Regions from separate parts of the Homo sapiens genome. Here region 1 is linked to region 2. The links are chromatin loops, found by intact Hi-C in ENCODE. Cell type or tissue: spleen. All regions are shown on one strand. Links, peaks and the distances in the headings refer to the core of each region. The heading gives the core; the rest is flanking DNA.

Region 1 (8,208 bases), core at 209-8,208, 110 kb after region 2:
AATGGCCCAGTGTAGGAAGAAGAGTCAAGCTGTCAGACAGCTTGGAATGGAAATATTACATTTCCAGCTGTTGGTGGAAATCTATAAAAATCTGAGCAAACAGACTGTAGGTAACAGACATGTTACTGCTTCTCTAGTAATGCTTTAATTGCTGTTTGCAACTGTTTTTGTTTGTTTGTAATCCATTTCCTGATCATTAAGGACTCAGATATAAAAAGAATTCCTGCTTTATTCTCTACAAGCTGTCAACAAGATGGAAAAACAGGGGGGAATTATAGCCTACAGCAGTATGAGCAAAAAGAAAGAATGAACATTCAACAGATCAAGATGTGCTAGCAGGAGTGCATGTAGCATCCTGTGTCATGGAGCAGGCCTTTAGACACAGAACCAGACATGGGACTTGTTAGGATACACTGTCCAATCCCAGGGGTGAACACACACCGCACACTAGCTAAAATATCTAGTTATTCCTACTACACAAAACATATGTAAAGCTTCCGCAAAAGAAAGAACTCACCTCCACTGCTGCTGAGAATTAGTCCTCTCCTACTCTAACTCTGGCTTCTCCTTAACCGGTCATAAAACTAGAGGCATAAGGAAGTCCTGACTGGAGAGCTAGAAGGATACTGGTTTCTGACTTGCCTTGTGATGAACCAGTCAGTACTACAGAAACCTGCTTATTTATAAACAGAGCACTTTTATGTGGTCATCTCTTGAGAACCTGTACTAATAAGCTCTAACAAAAAGCATGGGAACCTGGAATCAATAAATAATCCTAAAAACCTCATTTTACCTAGTGATTGCATCCTTCTCTCTGGCAATTAAACTGACTTCCACGTGTCCTTAGGTCTCTATTCTGGAGGATAAGAGAAGCATCAAAAAATCACTGACTGAGTTGACCATCCAGCCCTAAATAATGAAGAGATGACATAAACTATTTTAAAAATTGTAAGTGCCAAAAATCTTTTGGGTAGTCTTTTTAATCCCCGGCAGTTCCATCTCACAATATTAAATTCATTTGAAGATACAATAGTAATCTTTGGATAAGCATGAAAATAAAACATTAGAATCCCAAATATACTCCCCTAGGGGCAATCACATAAGCATATTAGAGATAAATGAAATTTTTTACAAATAGCAAACCTTTATTTACCAATTTGTGGTTTTTTCCCCCCGGTCTTAAATCTTGGGTATTTTGTATTTTCACATTTTTCACTTTCCTTCTGTCCCTAGATCCTCCTAATTTCCTATTACTCAAGTAATTTGTTCTGTTTAATCAAAGAAATCAACCTGATATTTCATTACATTTTGCTAAAAACTCAGAAATAAACCTATTTATGAAGCGCACTATGTCATATACTGTAAAAACTTCATTTTAGCCGTGTTATATTGCTGGCAATTACTGAACTACGAAAGGCTTTTTTTTTTCCCCTCTCTCTCTCTCAACTTAATAAAGCTTGTCAAAGTTTCCAGGAAACAAACTGTGACTTCCGCTTTTATTGCATTCTGATGGGATGAGTGATTACAGAAGCTCAGCATCACAGATCGCTCTCCCCGTAGAGTGCGGAAGAGAACGCAGCGTAATCCAGTGCACCAGGCACACTGCCTGGGCCCGAGTAGGCGGGCATCCTCTTGATGCAGTACTGGGCCTGATCCGGGGGCAGCTCCCGACGCAGCTCCTCCGCCAGGATGTATGGCTGGGAAAAAATACACACGTGTTTGCAGTCAGTTGCAGAAACACCACAACATAAACAGTCTTAATACTTACATATTTCTTGCATCTGTTTAATTTTTTAAAAGGACTAAAGAATAGGGAGTCTATTGGCATAGTAGTACCAGACAACCAACAGAAAGCCAAGTTTTACTTGTAGGAGCGTATCTAGAAGCGGCCTGGCCAGCAGGAAGGGTGATATGCTTCATAAAGGCAAATGGAGCATTACTAGTAGTTCTCAAACTGAGCCACAATGCGAGGATACGTACTATGATCTGCATTTCATACCAGAAAAGATGAAGCTTTTAAAAAAAAAGTTCAGTGGGAAATAGGACAATTCCAGCCAAATAGTCTGGTTGGTAAAAGTCAAAATAAGTAAATCTCAAATATCACATTATAATTTATATCATTATAGTTTGCATATTATATAATTTATAGTAGAAGTTTCTTAGTGGGGTTGGAGGAGCCATGGTTTCTTACCTTCTAAATCAGCTGGGCTATTTCCCATCCACCCTCACCCCATGGGTAAATGATTCATTTTAAAGAAAACATTATTTTAAAAATAGTTGGTCTTATCTGATTTTTAAGGTAATAAATATGGCTCTGTTACTGTGTTTTAGCATGCTAACCTCCTTGTGGTAATGTTCATTATCCTCTCAGCCAGAAAACAGGGTAAAATAATCCTGTCCCAAATTGAATTTATACATAGAGATGTTTTTATTGTTTGGGGGGTAAAATATTACAATTCTGAACTGGCAATTAAACTCCTCCTGAAGGTCTAGGCTACATGTAATGAAAAGCTTGCCAATTTTTTACTGACTGAACGGCTATATTTAACTTTGCTCCATGGCTGGGCACAAAGTCAGGGTCATTGATCCTTAGGAGAAGGTACCAGTTTTATAACATCTAAATTGCATAGTTTCTTCTTTCTGAGTCACATCCACCAACCTAGAATGTAAAACAGGGGTCGAACCAGTAGCGCGCACATACACACACACACACACACACACACACGCAAGTACAAATACACTCTTGTCCCTTCTATAAAAACTCAATGCAAGGCCAAGCACGAATGCCAGGAATGGCATGTCTGTTTCCTCTGTGCTGGGCGCGCCATTGTTGTGTGTCTATCTGCTGCCTTCTGAAATCAGTGCCAATGTTGTACAAAATACACCGGCATAAAAATGGTTTTTATTTACAACACTGTTGCCTTTTTTGTTAGAAGGATGTAGTGGACTCCTGCTAAAGCAGAAGGAAATCTGTCAATGCAGACCTTATCAGAAGCCAGGATCCGGAAGGAGGCGATGACCTGCTCGGCAGTGTCGGTGTCAGCCGTCTCTCTAGTCATGAAGTCGATGAAGGATTGGAAGGTGACGGTGCCTTGCCCGTTGGGATCTACCAGGGTCATAATGCGGGCAAATTCGGCTTCACCCTGGGGCAAAGTGGCAAAGAAACATGTACACGAACGGTACACAACTCTCAACAGAGCCGTTTTCATTCTTTCCCTGGTGACATGCCAATTCCTTTATGTCTGAAAACTGAATTATTACCTGCGTTTCCCTTCAGTCTTTGGACAAGATTCCCCTTAAGGGTGACTAAGGTTTACTGCTACCAAACAATTTTAAAAGTTGCTGGAGCTTCAAACCAGAAGCTTGTAAATGTCAGAAGTCTTTCCTCTCTGGGACCCACTGCTGGCCTTGATGGGTCACGTGACGTAATTATGGAAGAGGAGGTCAAAGCGGGAGCTGAGCCCTTTCCTCAGATTACAACTAGGAAAGCGATGCTGCCAAACTGAAGGCAGCTCAGAACATGGCTGTCACGACTGTAGTTTACAGTCCCAAAGAGAATCAAGGGAGGCCAGGTTAAAAATACTCATTAATGGGTAACAGAGAAGTGTCTGATATACTAGGACTATCCCAGCCCACAGGGAAATGTAAGTTTATCTTGGCTGATTTACGACTAAACCTTTTTTACCTTTCAGCATATTAGAGGAAAAAGCACTTGAAAAATCATTAGGTTCCTACTAAAAGCCACTGAAGTATACACTTTAAATGGGTAAACCGTAGTACGTGAGTTATATCTCAGTAAAGCTGTTTAAAACAATCAAAAAGCCTATGTTCTCATCTCCTTCACTAGAAAAAATAATCTGACCAATTATTGAATAAAAATAAATGCTTTGGTTCTGTGACTTTTTTTTTTTTTGATGGAGTTTCACTCTTGTCATCTAGGCTGGAGTGCAGTGGTGCAATCTCAGCTCACTGCAACCTCCGCCTCCCAGGTTCAAGCCATTCTCCTGCCTCAACCTCCCAAGTAGCTGGGACTACAGGTGCCCGCCACCACAGCTGGCTAATTTTTGGATTTTTAGTAGAGAAGAGGTTTCACCATATTGGTTAGGCTGGTCTCAAACCCCTGACCTCAGGTGATCCATCCGCCTCGGCCTCCCAAAGTGCTGGGATTACAGGCGTGAGCCACTGCGCCAGGCCTCGTGACTTTATTTTTATATAATAACAGTGAGACCTTCAAAAAATATTATCCTATATAATGAAAACGAACCAATCCCAAATGCACTACCTTGGTTTGAGCTTGTCATCTTTTATAACAGAAATCCAAATTCAATAAAATATCAAATCTTAGTACAATTTCAACTTCTGTCTTACCAGGTCATAACCCATGGAAATCAGGCAGGCTCTGAAATCCTCATGATCCATCAGGCCATTCTTCCTCTGTTGGCAAAAACAAAGGACAGAGCAGGTGAGCACAGGGCAAGATGAGCAACTCTACTTGACCAACTGAACAAAGATCTGGTAAGAGAAGCACTTTGAGCTCTGCCAAGGTCGTAAATGTCACCACTGACTTGCGAGAAGGATGGAGCCAGCACAAGGATGTTACAAACTAGTTTCTTAAAAATGAAAAAGAGGGGAGAGGAGGGTAAAGACCAGACAAAAACGAAAGGAGACCACACACTCAAGAAAACAGCAAAAGGAACTAGTCAGGAGCTCACTACTGCCACCTACTGACAAAGAATCATTCATGTTTAATTTGAACAAACTTCTAAACATGGTAAGTTCTGCATTGTACTCCTTGGACTTTTGTTGCAAAAGATTGTGATCATCTTGGATTCAAATCAATGTGCTTTCTTCCTATAAAGTAGCCCCAATGAGTGAGAGTGTCTTTCAACAAGAGATGGTTGTGTACAGGGATGACGATCCATCATTTCCCTCCTTGGAAGAAAAATGACTTGGGCTTTAATGAATGCAGATACGTCAAATCACAGCATGCTGCTGCACAATAAAGGTGTGCTGAAGCTATAAGAACGTCAATATCCATCTCTGTGGATAATTTTTTACTTATGCCTAGCTCTCTGATCAGAAGTCCACTGTCTGAATCCTCCAAAAGGCCCAAATCTGACTGGTCTATCTAGCCCAGAGGCATTTTAGGAACGACTGATGGACATTTGCAAATCATAACAGGGCTCCATGCAAAGTAATGGTACATCCCTTTTAGTGATCTTTAAGAATTGGAACGTAGCTAGTCGTGGTGGCTCACGCCTGTAAGCTCAGCACTTTGGGAGGCTGAGGCAGATGGATCACCTGAGGTCAGGAGTTCAAGACCAGCCTGGCCAACATAGTAAAACCCTGTTTCTAGTAAAAATACAAAAAATTAGCCAGGCATGGTGGCATATGCCTGTAATCCCAGCTACTTGGGAGGCTGAGGCAGGATAATCGCTTGAACCTGGGAGGTGGAGGTTGCAGGGAGCTGAGATCACACCATTGCACTCCAGCCTGGGCACCAAAAGCACAACTCCATCTCAAAAACAGAACAAAACAAAACAAAACAAAACAAAACAAAAAGAAAAAAGGCCAGGTGCGGTGGCTCACACTTGTAATCCTAGCACTTTGGGAGGCCAAGGTGGGTGGATCATGAGATCAGGATATTGAGACCATCCTGCCTAACATGGCGAAACCCCGTCTCTACTGAAAAAAAAAAAAAAAAATTAGCCAGGCATGGTGGCAGGTGCCTATAGTCCCAGATACTAGGGAGGCTGAGGCAGGAGAATTGCTTGAGCCCGGGAGGCGGAGGTTGCAGTGAGCCGAGATCATGCCACTGCACTCCAGCCTGGTGACAGAGCGAGACTCCGTCTCATTAAAAAAAAAAAAGAAAAGAATTGGAGTGTGCCTTAATAGTCACTCACTTCCAGCCACAGGATTAGTAAATAGTATTTTCTCATAAAGAATTGGTTCTACTCAATATTATTCAAATCAGAATACTAGATGATATTTTTAAAGCAGCACTTAGCTTTTTATATGCTTTTACTACAAAAATTATCACCATTTTATTGCTGCATGTCCTTAAAAGAGATCATGCATCAATTTTGTTAATTAAAACAGAAAACTGAGTTTTATATGTTGAAAGAATGGGTTAAATTATGACCAGATGCTTTTCCTAAACAGTTGCTTAGGAAAAGCATATCAGAGTTTTGTATTTAAGTCTTTACGAAATGACCTAAAGCCAACAATCACATTTTGTGAAGAATACACTTTGACTTAGAACAAATCAGCTTTGATGTCAACTACAAATGCATTCTATTAAGTGATCTGTATGAAACAGCACACAAACCTGGACTTTGTGTCACCTTGAGCAACATCAAAGCTTAGGACACTTAGTTTTGGTGGCTATTTTCTTTTGTCATTAACTATCCTGTTTCCCTGTAAATGTTGTGGAGCCTTAAGACTTAAAACGAGAGCATGCATATTATTTCAGATACATTGTTTAATGTCCCCAGTATTGCCCTTCAAATAAGTAGAGAGTGGTACCCTGTCAAAGTGGTTGAAGGAGGCTCTGAACTCATTCATCTGCTCCTGGGTGATGCCCTTCGCATCTCTCGTCAGGATCTGAGTCTCCACCTCATTGATGGTTCTGGCGATGGTTGTCAGCAGCAGCTCCCATCCAACACGAATGTGCTATTGAGGGAAAAGGGGAAAGATCAGTTCTAAGTCTCTCCAGCATGTCAACTCTGCCTCTTTACTTTCATAACAGTACAGCCGACTCAAAGGGCTTACTAAGCAGGGCTCATGATAGCCTTCCCCACACTTGAAAAAAAATTCTACTTTGTCATCTGTTGCAAGATTCTGTAGTGAGAAGTACTCACAAGCACCCACCAGGGTTCTAACAGTGGCAGCGGGCACTCTGCAGTATATACTCTATAACCAGGGTTCTAACGGTGGCAGCGGGCACTCTGCAGTATATACTCTATTACCAGGGTTCTAACAGTGGCAGCGGGCACTCTGTAGTATATACTCTATAACCAGGGTTCTAACGGTGGCAGCGGGCCCTCTGCAGTATATACTCTATTACCAGGGTTCTAACAGTGGCAGCAGGCACTCTGCAGTATATACTCTATTACCAGGGTTCTAACAGTGGCAGCGGGCACTCTGTAGTATATACTCTATAACCAGGGTTCTAACAGTGGCAGCGGGCCCTCTGCAGTATATACTCTATTACCAGGGTTCTAACAGTGGCAGCGGGCACTCTGCAGTATATACTCTATTACCAGGGTTCTAACGGTGGCAGCGGGCACTCTGCAGTATATACTCTATAACCAGGGTTCTAACGGTGGCAGCGGGCACTCTGCAGTATATACTCTATAACCAGGGTTCTAACAGTGGCAGCGGGCCCTCTGCAGTATATACTCTATTACCAGGGTTCTAACAGTGGCAGCGGGCCCTCTGCAGTATATACTCTATTACCAGGGTTCTAACGGTGGCAGCGGGCACTCTGCAGTATATACTCTATAACCAGGGTTCTAACGGTGGCAGCGGGCACTCTGCAGTATATACTCTATTACCAGGGTTCTAACGGTGGCAGCGGGCACTCTGCAGTATATACTCTATTACCAGGGTTCTAACGGTGGCAGCGGGCACTCTGCAGTATATACTCTATTACCAGGGTTCTAACGGTGGCAGCGGGCACTCTGCAGTATATACTCTATTACCAGGGTTCTAATGGTGGCAGCGGGCACTCTGCAGTACATACTCTATAACCAGGGTTCTAACGGTGGCAGCGGGCACTCTGCAGTATATACTCTATAACCAGGGTTCTAACAGTGGCAGCGGGCACTCTGCAGTATATACTCTATTACCAGGGTTCTAACAGTGGCAGCGGGCACTCTGCAGTATATACTCTATTACCAGGGTTCTAACAGTGGCAGCGGGCACTCTGCAGTATATACTCTATTACCAGGGTTCTAACAGTGGCAGCGGGCACTCTGCAGTATATACTCTATAACCACGGTTCTAACAGTGGCAGCGGGCACTCTGCAGTATATACTCTATTACCAGGGTTCTAACAGTGGCAGCGGGCACTCTGCAGTATATACTCTATTACCAGGGTTCTAACGGTGGCAGCGGGCCCTCTGCAGTATATACTCTATTACCAGGGTTCTAACAGTGGCAGCGGGCCCTCTGCAGTATATACTCTATTACCAGGGTTCTAACGGT
Region 2 (8,511 bases), core at 281-8,280:
CACCTGTTGAACTTGGAAGCCAACAGGGAAGATCATGAAAAAGAGGTCAGGTCCTGCACACGAAGAGCTGTCAGGGAACTCTGATTACTTAACGCAAGAAAAAGAGGGAGAGTGATTCAGGGTGCAGGTCACCGAGGGCAAGAGGGCAAGACTGAAAGGAAAGGCAGACTCTAGATGGGCACACAGGAGAACAGGCGCTGGGGCAGAGGAAGCCTGGAGCACACTCTCAGAGAACGGAACAGTGCCAGACAAATTTCAATTCATGGAGGAGAGAGCTTCCTGGAACTCAGAGGAAACAGGAATGTCTGCCCTGGAAAATGTTCTAGGAATTACTTCTATTTTAAATTTACAGAGTACCTTAATGTCATTTTGATAATTTAACCTTCTTCTATTTGTTAAAAGATGTTGAAAAACTTACAGCATGCATTTTTACTTATTTCATTACATCAACAATTCTTAAAATTAAATAGGCAAAAACGTTTAAATAACAAGAACAAAAAAGAATGCTTAAGACTACAACATGACATACTGGCTGGTAACAATGGGTGCTGAACGCTGGGGCAGGAAGGGGACTGGCTTCTCACTATATGCCCTTTCATACCACTGGATTTTTAGCTTGTACTCATATTACTTTTTTAAAAAAAGTTAAAAAAAAAACTATGACATATGGAATCTTCAGTAAAAAGTAAGACAACTTCAAATCAATGGTAAGTATATTCAGCTTTGTTGGCACTAACCCAGTAGCAAATGCACGCTGGAGGTGTTAATGATGTATAACCACTGCAGGTTATAGCAGGAGTGAGATGGTACCACATGCTTTTTTTTTCTTTTTAACATATTGAAGAAAGTCTAGTACCTGGATCTTTTGTTAAACAATGACTAAGCATAGACTGTCACATATAAAACTAGGAAAAATAGCATACTGCTTTTAAATCAAGACAAAAAGGCATACATTTCAAAGCTGATTTTTTTTTTAACATTGTATATGTTTTAAAATTCAACTAAAACGCATCAGTATGATGGCAAGAATCATCTTGCTGTCACTGCTTTTTCTTGTTTCAGCAGTGTTTCTCTCAGGAACATCTTATGTGGATGCTTGCCATGTTTAAGGAAGAGTAAGGAAATTGTTGTGGCTGGAACAGAAACGGAGAAGGATAGAGTTGTGGGTGATAAGTTCAGAGGAGGAGGAAAAGGCCAGAGCCTGTGTAGACTTCGCATCAGAATCACCAGGGGAGCCTTTTCAAAATCAAACAACCTGAAGCTTGGACTCCATTTTCCAGAGACTGTGATTTAACTGACCAGGGGTGGGGTCCGGGAAGCTTCCAGATTATACCCACTACACAAGGGCCTTGCAGACCACTACAAGGGCTCTGAGTTTTACTGAGCGAAGAGAGAAATCACTGGAGGGTCTGAACAGTGGAGTAAGAAATCTGACTTAGATTTAACAGATTTACTTGGGACTGAAACAAGTCCGGGGTAGAGAAGCAGAGAGACTGGTTAGGCTGCTGCAAAAATCCAGACAAGAAGCAGTGTAGGTAGTGAGAAGTGGTCAGATCCTGGAAATACTGTGAAAGGAGAACTGATGGGTTACATGCGGGTTATCTGACGAGAGGATGACGCAAGAGTTTCGGTTTGAGCAGCAAGAAAAATGAAGTTGCTATTTCTTGAAATAGGGGAGAGCTGGGGAGGTGTTCACAAAATGGTGGCAATTAGTTCAGTTTTCAAAATATTAAATTTGAGATTTCTTTAGATATCCAAATGGAGCTGTCAGGGAGTCCACTGGATATGTAAGTCTAAAGTCTGGGGGAGAGATCCACAGTGGAGATACAATTTGGGACTTGTCAGTACATCAGATGATACTGAAGTCACAAAACGAATGAGACGACTTCAGCCCACCCCAGGCCTTGTTACTCCAGGTGTGCTCCTGTACCAGCAGCACCAGCCCTATCTGAGAGTTTGTCGGAAATGCAGAACCTCCAGTCCAGACTTACCCTAATCAGAATCTGACTTTTAACAAAATCCCCAGGTGACAAGAAGGTACATTACAGTTTGAGAAACACACATCTAGACAGTGAAGACAGAGAAGAGGTCCAAGGGCTGAGCCCCAGAACATTTCTGTGTTTAAAGACCACTCCCAGAAGGAGAGATCAGCAGGAGAGAATCATAACCACAGATCAGTGAGGTAAGAAAACGACCAAGAACACTGAGCCAGAGGCCTGGGTGACAAGTTCAATTTCCAGCTAATTAGCCTGCCTTCAAAGTCGTCTTGCTGGGGAAATAGTCAAATGTACTATTGATTAGAGGGCAATTCTCACTATTTCCACACACTGAAATGACACTTATGGTACTGGGATGCACAAAGGAAGTTGCTCACAGCCCTGGTCAACCCATGTAGGACAGAGGCCCAGTTCCACTCTCCAGCAGGAAAGAGAATGGGTTTCCTGGCACATCTGAGTTGAGAAACTGTTGGCAAGCTCTGAATTAGAATATGGTGTGGCAAGTACTACAATGAAAGCATTTACAGTGTACTATGTATGGAAGGCCCAAAATGGGTGACAACCAGAAGCATCCTAGGGGAAAGTCTGAAATGGATTTTGAAAAATTAAGTGGGTATTAGCTGAAGGAAACAGGGAAGTCTAGGCAGAGACCAGCACTATGAGGGCCCAGAGTCCTGAACTAGCTAGGAATCCCAGGGTATGTGAAGTCGGAGAAGAGGGCACAGGTCAGATCCAGCCTGCCCTCTGTGCCTGCTACCATTCTTCCCACCATCCCTCTCACCTCTACCACAACCTCCTGTTTTACCCCTACACATAACCCCATCTTCCTTGACTCTCCCTCAGTTTCCCTTTGTCATTTTGAGCCATACCCTATGTCTGTAAGCCTCTCCCTATACACATTCCTGTATTTCGCCACATGGGAGGCTAAAGAGAATAAAAATGAATGTTACGGAAGTTGTTGATTTTACAGTATTTGTTTTAAAGTGCTCAGAAGAGAGGTTGGGTATGGAGGCTCATGCCTGTAAACCCAGTGCTTTAAGAGGCCAAGGCAGGAGGATCACTTGAGGCCAGGGGTTTGAGTCCAGCCTGGGCAACATTAGCGAGACTTTGTCTCTACAAAAAAACTCTTTTTTTAAGTGCTTAGAATAGAGCTATGAGAGCAAGCATTTAATTTGGATACTAATCCAGGAAAAAAAAAGTTGCACTGAATGTTTTAGCAAAGGCATCTCATACTATTTAAGAATACACAGAATTTCAAAAATACTGTAATGTAAGACAAAAAGTCCTTTTCGTCTCCAGAAGAAATTTAAAAAGGAAAATAAAACTGCATCTGCATCCTTTTAAGGTACCTGATACTTGCTGTCATTTTACCCTTTATTTCTCAGTTAACTAAGGTGGCAGCCTGTCTGCTGCTCCTGCAATTCACACATGCCACCACAAGATGGCATGTGTTTCCATCCAGTCTGCAGTCCAGCCATGGTTTCCAACCTGTACTTAAGTAGTGCCAGTGGGGTCTGTTGCCATTTCCATTACTTTTTAAAAAAAATAAACAAATTGTTGATCTCTCCTTCAAAAAATGGATCCAAATCCTCTAAATAATTATCAGCATGTGAAGTTCTCAGGAGAGACTGCATTACCGTATCTTTGACTTAGGTACAATCATGTTCCTCACTCAGCTGAACGTTCCAACATTATACAGTTTGGAATTATTTTCATGCTCAGCCATATACTGCTCTTTTACGTATACTAGACAGTTATATTAAGAACCACTGGTTATCAGACCCATGTTTAAAAACATTAGATGTATGATGTATAACTTTAAAATGTATCATGAAATAGCGTATTTTTCTTACATAATTAAACACTGTGCATTATCTGTAATGGAAAATGTCCTCTTTTGTCTTTTCCTAGTTACTATTACAGAGTATATGTAAAATTAACCTCAATGGAATTAATCAAAAATATTTCCAAATATTCTACATTATTTCTTGAGGGGAATTTAGAATACAGACATAACTCAGAGATGCTATAGGTTCAACTCTAGACCATTACAATAAAGTATCTCAATAAAGTGAGTCATGTGAATTTTTTGGTTTCTCAATGCATATAAAAGTTATGTTCACACTATACTGTACTCTATTATGTGTGCAATAGTATTATGTCTAAAAGAACAAGGTATACATACCTTAATTTAAAAATACTTGTTGCTAAAAAAAAAATGCTAATGATCATCTGGGTCTTCAGTGAGTTGTAACCTTTTTGCTGGTAGAGGGTCTTGACTTGATGTTCATGGCTGCTGACTGATTAGAGTGGTGGCTGCAGAAGTTTGGGGTGGCCGTGGCAATTTCTCAAAATAAGACGACAGTGAAGTTTCCCACACCAATTGAATCTAACTTTCACAAAAGATTTCTCTGCAGCATGTGATGCTGTTTGATAGCGTTTTACTCACAGAACTTCTTTCAAAATTGTAGGCCAATCATCTCAAACCTTGCCCCTGCTTTATCACCTAAGTTTACGTGCTGTTTATTCTAAATCCTCTGTTGTTATTTCAACACTGTTCATAGCCATCTCAAGAAACTACTTTCTTTGCTCAGCCTTGCTCAGCCGTAAGAAGCAATTCCTCATCTGTTGAAGTTGTATTACGAGATTGTAGCAATTCATTCCCATCTTCAGGCTCCACTTTTAATTCTGGTTTACTCTTGCTATTTCTACCACATCGGCAGTTACTTCCTCCACTGAAGTCTTGAATCCCTCAAAGTCATCTATGAGAGTTGGAATCAACTTCTTCCAAGCTCCTGTTAATGTTGATATTTTGACCTCCTCCCATGAATTACAAATGTTCTTAATGGCATCTAGAATGGTGAATCCTTTACAGAAGGTTTTTTGATTTCCTTTGCCCAGATCCATCACTATCTATGGCAGCTACAGCCTTACAAAATGTAAGACTTGAAAGTCAAAATTCCTCCTTGATTCACAGGCTGCAGAATGGATGTTGTGTTAGCAGGCATGAAAACAATATTCATCTCCTTGTATATCTCTATCAGAATTCTTGTGACCAGGTGCACTGTCAATGAGGAGTAATATTTTGAAAGGAATCTTTTTTACTGAGCAGTAGGTCTTAATGGTAGGCTTAAAATATTCAGTAAACCCATGCTGTAAACAGATGTGCTCTCATCCAGGCTTTGTCATTCCATTTATAGAGCACAGACAGAGTAGATTTAACATAATTCTTAAAGCCCTAGAATTTTCAGAATGGCAAATGCGCACTGGCTTCAACTGACAGTCATCAGCCCCTCCACAAGAGAGTCAGCCTGTCCTTTCAAGTTTTGAAGCCAGGCATTCACTTCTCCCCTCTAGCTATGAAAGTCCTGCATGGCACCTACTTCCAACAGAAAGCTATTTCATCTACATTGAAAACCTATTGGTTAGCATAGCCACCTTCCTCAGTGATGTCAGCTAGATCTGGAAAACTTGCTGCAGCTTCTCCATCAGCACCTGCACTTCACCTTGTACCATTATGTTAGGAGACAGCTTCTTTCCTTAAACCTCATGAACCAACCTCTGTTAGCTTCAAACTTTTCTTCTGCAGCTTCTTCACCTCTCTCAGCCTTCACAAAATTGAAGACGGTTGGAGCTCTCTTCAATTTGTTATTGCTCCAGCAATGCCAAACTGCTCTGGGTGAGACTCTGGCTTAAGGGAATATTGTGGCTGGTTTAATCTTCTATCCAGACCACTCAAACTTTCCTCATAACAGCAGTGGGGCTGTTTTGCTTTCCTATCCTTTGTGTATTCACTGGAGGAGCATTTTAGATTTCCTTTAAGAACTTTTCTTTTGCATAAACTGTGCTATTTGGTGCAAGAAGCCTAGTTTTCAGCCTATTTCAGTTTTTGACATGCCTTCCTCACTAAACTTAATCATGTCTAACTTTTGACTTAATGTCGAGGTGTGTGACTCTTCTTTTCACTTAAACACTTAGAGGATTACAAGGCCATTACAGAGTTATTAACTGGCCTAATTTCAATATTGTTGTGTCTCAGGGACTATGGAGGCCCGAGGAAAGGGAGAGAGATGGGGAATGGCTGGTTAGTGGAACAGTCAAAATATATATATTTATGGATTAAGTTTGCCATCTTCTATGGGTGTGGTTCATGGTACCCCAAAACAATTAAAATAGTAACACTGATCACTGATCACAGATCATCATAACAGATACAATAATAAGGTTTGAAATATTGTGAGAATTAGGAAAATGTGACACAGAGACGTGAAATGAGCACATGCTATTGGAAAAATGCCATCAAGACACATGTTCTATGCAGGATTGCCACAAAACTCAAATTTTTACAAAATGCTGTATCTGCAAAGCTCAATAAAGTGAGGTACAATAAAACAAGGTATGCCTGTGTCAATATTAGACATTATACTTGTTTACAACTCAAGTCAAAAAAAATATTGTAAAGTAAGGTGACATATTACGAAGTCCCAGCTTTTAGAACCAAAAGCCCTGAATGTGCTTGCCCATGACACTTGCTAGCCATGTGACTATGATGAAATCTCTCAAGTTCTCTAAGCCTAAGTTTTCTCATCTATAAAAGGAGAAATACAATAACAGGCAGGGTAGTAGGATCAAAACCATGAAAAGGAAGGATGAAAGAAAAGAAAGGAAAGGAACCAAAATGACAACAACAAAAAGGTGACAAAGAAAAAAAAATCAGTGATACTAAAGAACTGTATAAATTGGGAAGTGGTAAACAAATGGTAGGTAATACTAGATTCTTGGTGAATACATCCTTAGTTCTATTCAAATCCTCAAATTTGCAATTCTATTGCATCATATCTTCCCCATTTAAAAAATACATTTTCTCTCTAAACAGAACTGTCAGTTTTAGCCCTCTTTATTTCTTTTATCCCCACAAAGAAAAAACATTGTTATCATTTTTGAGATTCACTGCAACAATGATAAAAAGCCAGGAAAGAAAAGGATTAGATACAGGATAGGTTGCTAGACTCACTCACTAGGCTAGGTAATTCCTTCAAGCATACTAGCCTGGTACTGACAGTAAAAGTACACATTATTCCATAAGACAATCTCCAGGGACACTTGTCTACTAGCTGACACCATAAAATTAAACTCACCAATGGAAGAGTCTATGTGTTATCACACACAAGCCAAAGGAGTGTTTGACATGAAGTTTGCACATTCACTTGTTTTTGTAAAATGAAAGTAACGTTTCATCAGAAAGTGTTTCTCCAGTTAGACTTATTAGCAAAGATACGCAAACCCTCAGTGCCCAACACATAGCAACTGGGTTTGTTGCAGGAAAGCCTCAGGCTTAATACGCAGTCTTCACAACTGCTGACATTCAGTTCCAGTAGCACCCTGGAGAAATGCCACAATGTTCCCTGGCTTCTTAAAATGTCTTTACTGGAGAAATAAACATTGCTAGTATAATACTCTCAGCTAAGAATCCACTGATCAAAATAAATGATGATAAAGCACATGACAATGATACCTCAAGAATCACTTTTAGGAAGTTTACCTACAAGTCACTTTCTTCAATGGTTCTTGTCCCATTAAGGCTGAACATGTACCTGGCTATTTAGCCTGAGAAACAGTAAACTTTTTCAAGGAGAAAAGTCAACTAAATCATTTTGGTGTCTCTAGTATAATGCCTGGTAAGTAGAAGATGATCTATAAACATTAACTGAAGTGAATTTTAACTGACTGTGATGAATGCAAACAGGAACCAACAACCTCAGGTTTGCAAAGGTAAGCCTATAGCAGAAATGCTTTGTAGACTTTAGGAAGCGAACACCTTATCCAAATATTTATTATATAGGTAAAATTTCATTACAACTATCTATCTTCAATAAATTTATCTCTTTAAAAAATAGTAAGTACATGGATAGAAATAGTATTCCTCGTTTCTAGGACTAGGAGAGAACGCTAAGTCTTTAGACAGTAAGTGAGCAGGTAAATAGAAATGCTTGTGAAGACAGTCAGAGGGAAAAAAAAATGCCTTCCTGACACTGCTTCTCTGTCTCCAGCCTTCCTGAAAGGTTCTTAGCCGCATTTAATGAGCCTTGAAGGCAGAGATGGATAAAAATGTTGACAGCAGGGACACAGCTTAGCAGGTAATTGTTACTTGACAGCAAAGAAGAGAACTGAGGAGTACAGGGATAGCTCCAGTCAATTTTCTTCTCTATCTAGAGAAAATGGCACATTGGAAAGAAGTCTATGACTCAAAAGGACTGTTGGCTGGACATGGATATGGGAAAGCATTATTTCCATCAGGCTTTTCATTACAAAGAATATGTTCAAATCTAAGCGAAACACATACTTACTACAGGTCATCAGCTCTCACATGCAAATGATTTTGTTATGAATATTTATTAATTATAATAAGATAGAAAGGGGTTTTACTTGTATACAACATTCCAAAATCTAGCTTAATCACCAAGAACACAGGGTCCTGGCTCTAAGCAAAGCCAACTGAGACTTGTACAGAGAA

Evidence for each region. Hi-C counts contacts between places; a loop is a spot of excess contacts. Peaks named below come from ENCODE experiments on the same cell type or tissue, not always from the same donor. Only the 100,000 strongest peaks of a DNase experiment are listed, where the experiment ranks them.
Region 1: it touches region 2 in a loop (4-fold over the local background); 39 of 110 quality-filtered maps call a loop at or near these places.

What each region holds. Positions count from the first base shown.
Region 1 is chr1:236,755,950-236,764,157 of GRCh38, reverse strand. It overlaps ACTN2 (actinin alpha 2), which reads right to left. Exons shown (of 21, transcript NM_001103.4): 18 at 6,526-6,672; 19 at 4,369-4,434; 20 at 2,985-3,143; 21 at 1-1,697. The coding sequence ends at 1,539. Among named protein-coding and RNA genes, the nearest start is that of MTR, 35 kb to the left of the region's middle. In spleen, for the core only: a CTCF peak has its summit at 4,774; no DNase peak of the experiment used is centred there.
Region 2 is chr1:236,863,981-236,872,491 of GRCh38, reverse strand. All of the region lies in intron 22 of MTR (5-methyltetrahydrofolate-homocysteine methyltransferase), which reads right to left. Among named protein-coding and RNA genes, the nearest start is that of MTR, 73 kb to the right of the region's middle. In spleen, for the core only: CTCF peaks have their summits at 3,218 and 3,427 (motif pointing right); no DNase peak of the experiment used is centred there; H3K27ac peaks cover 2,013 bases.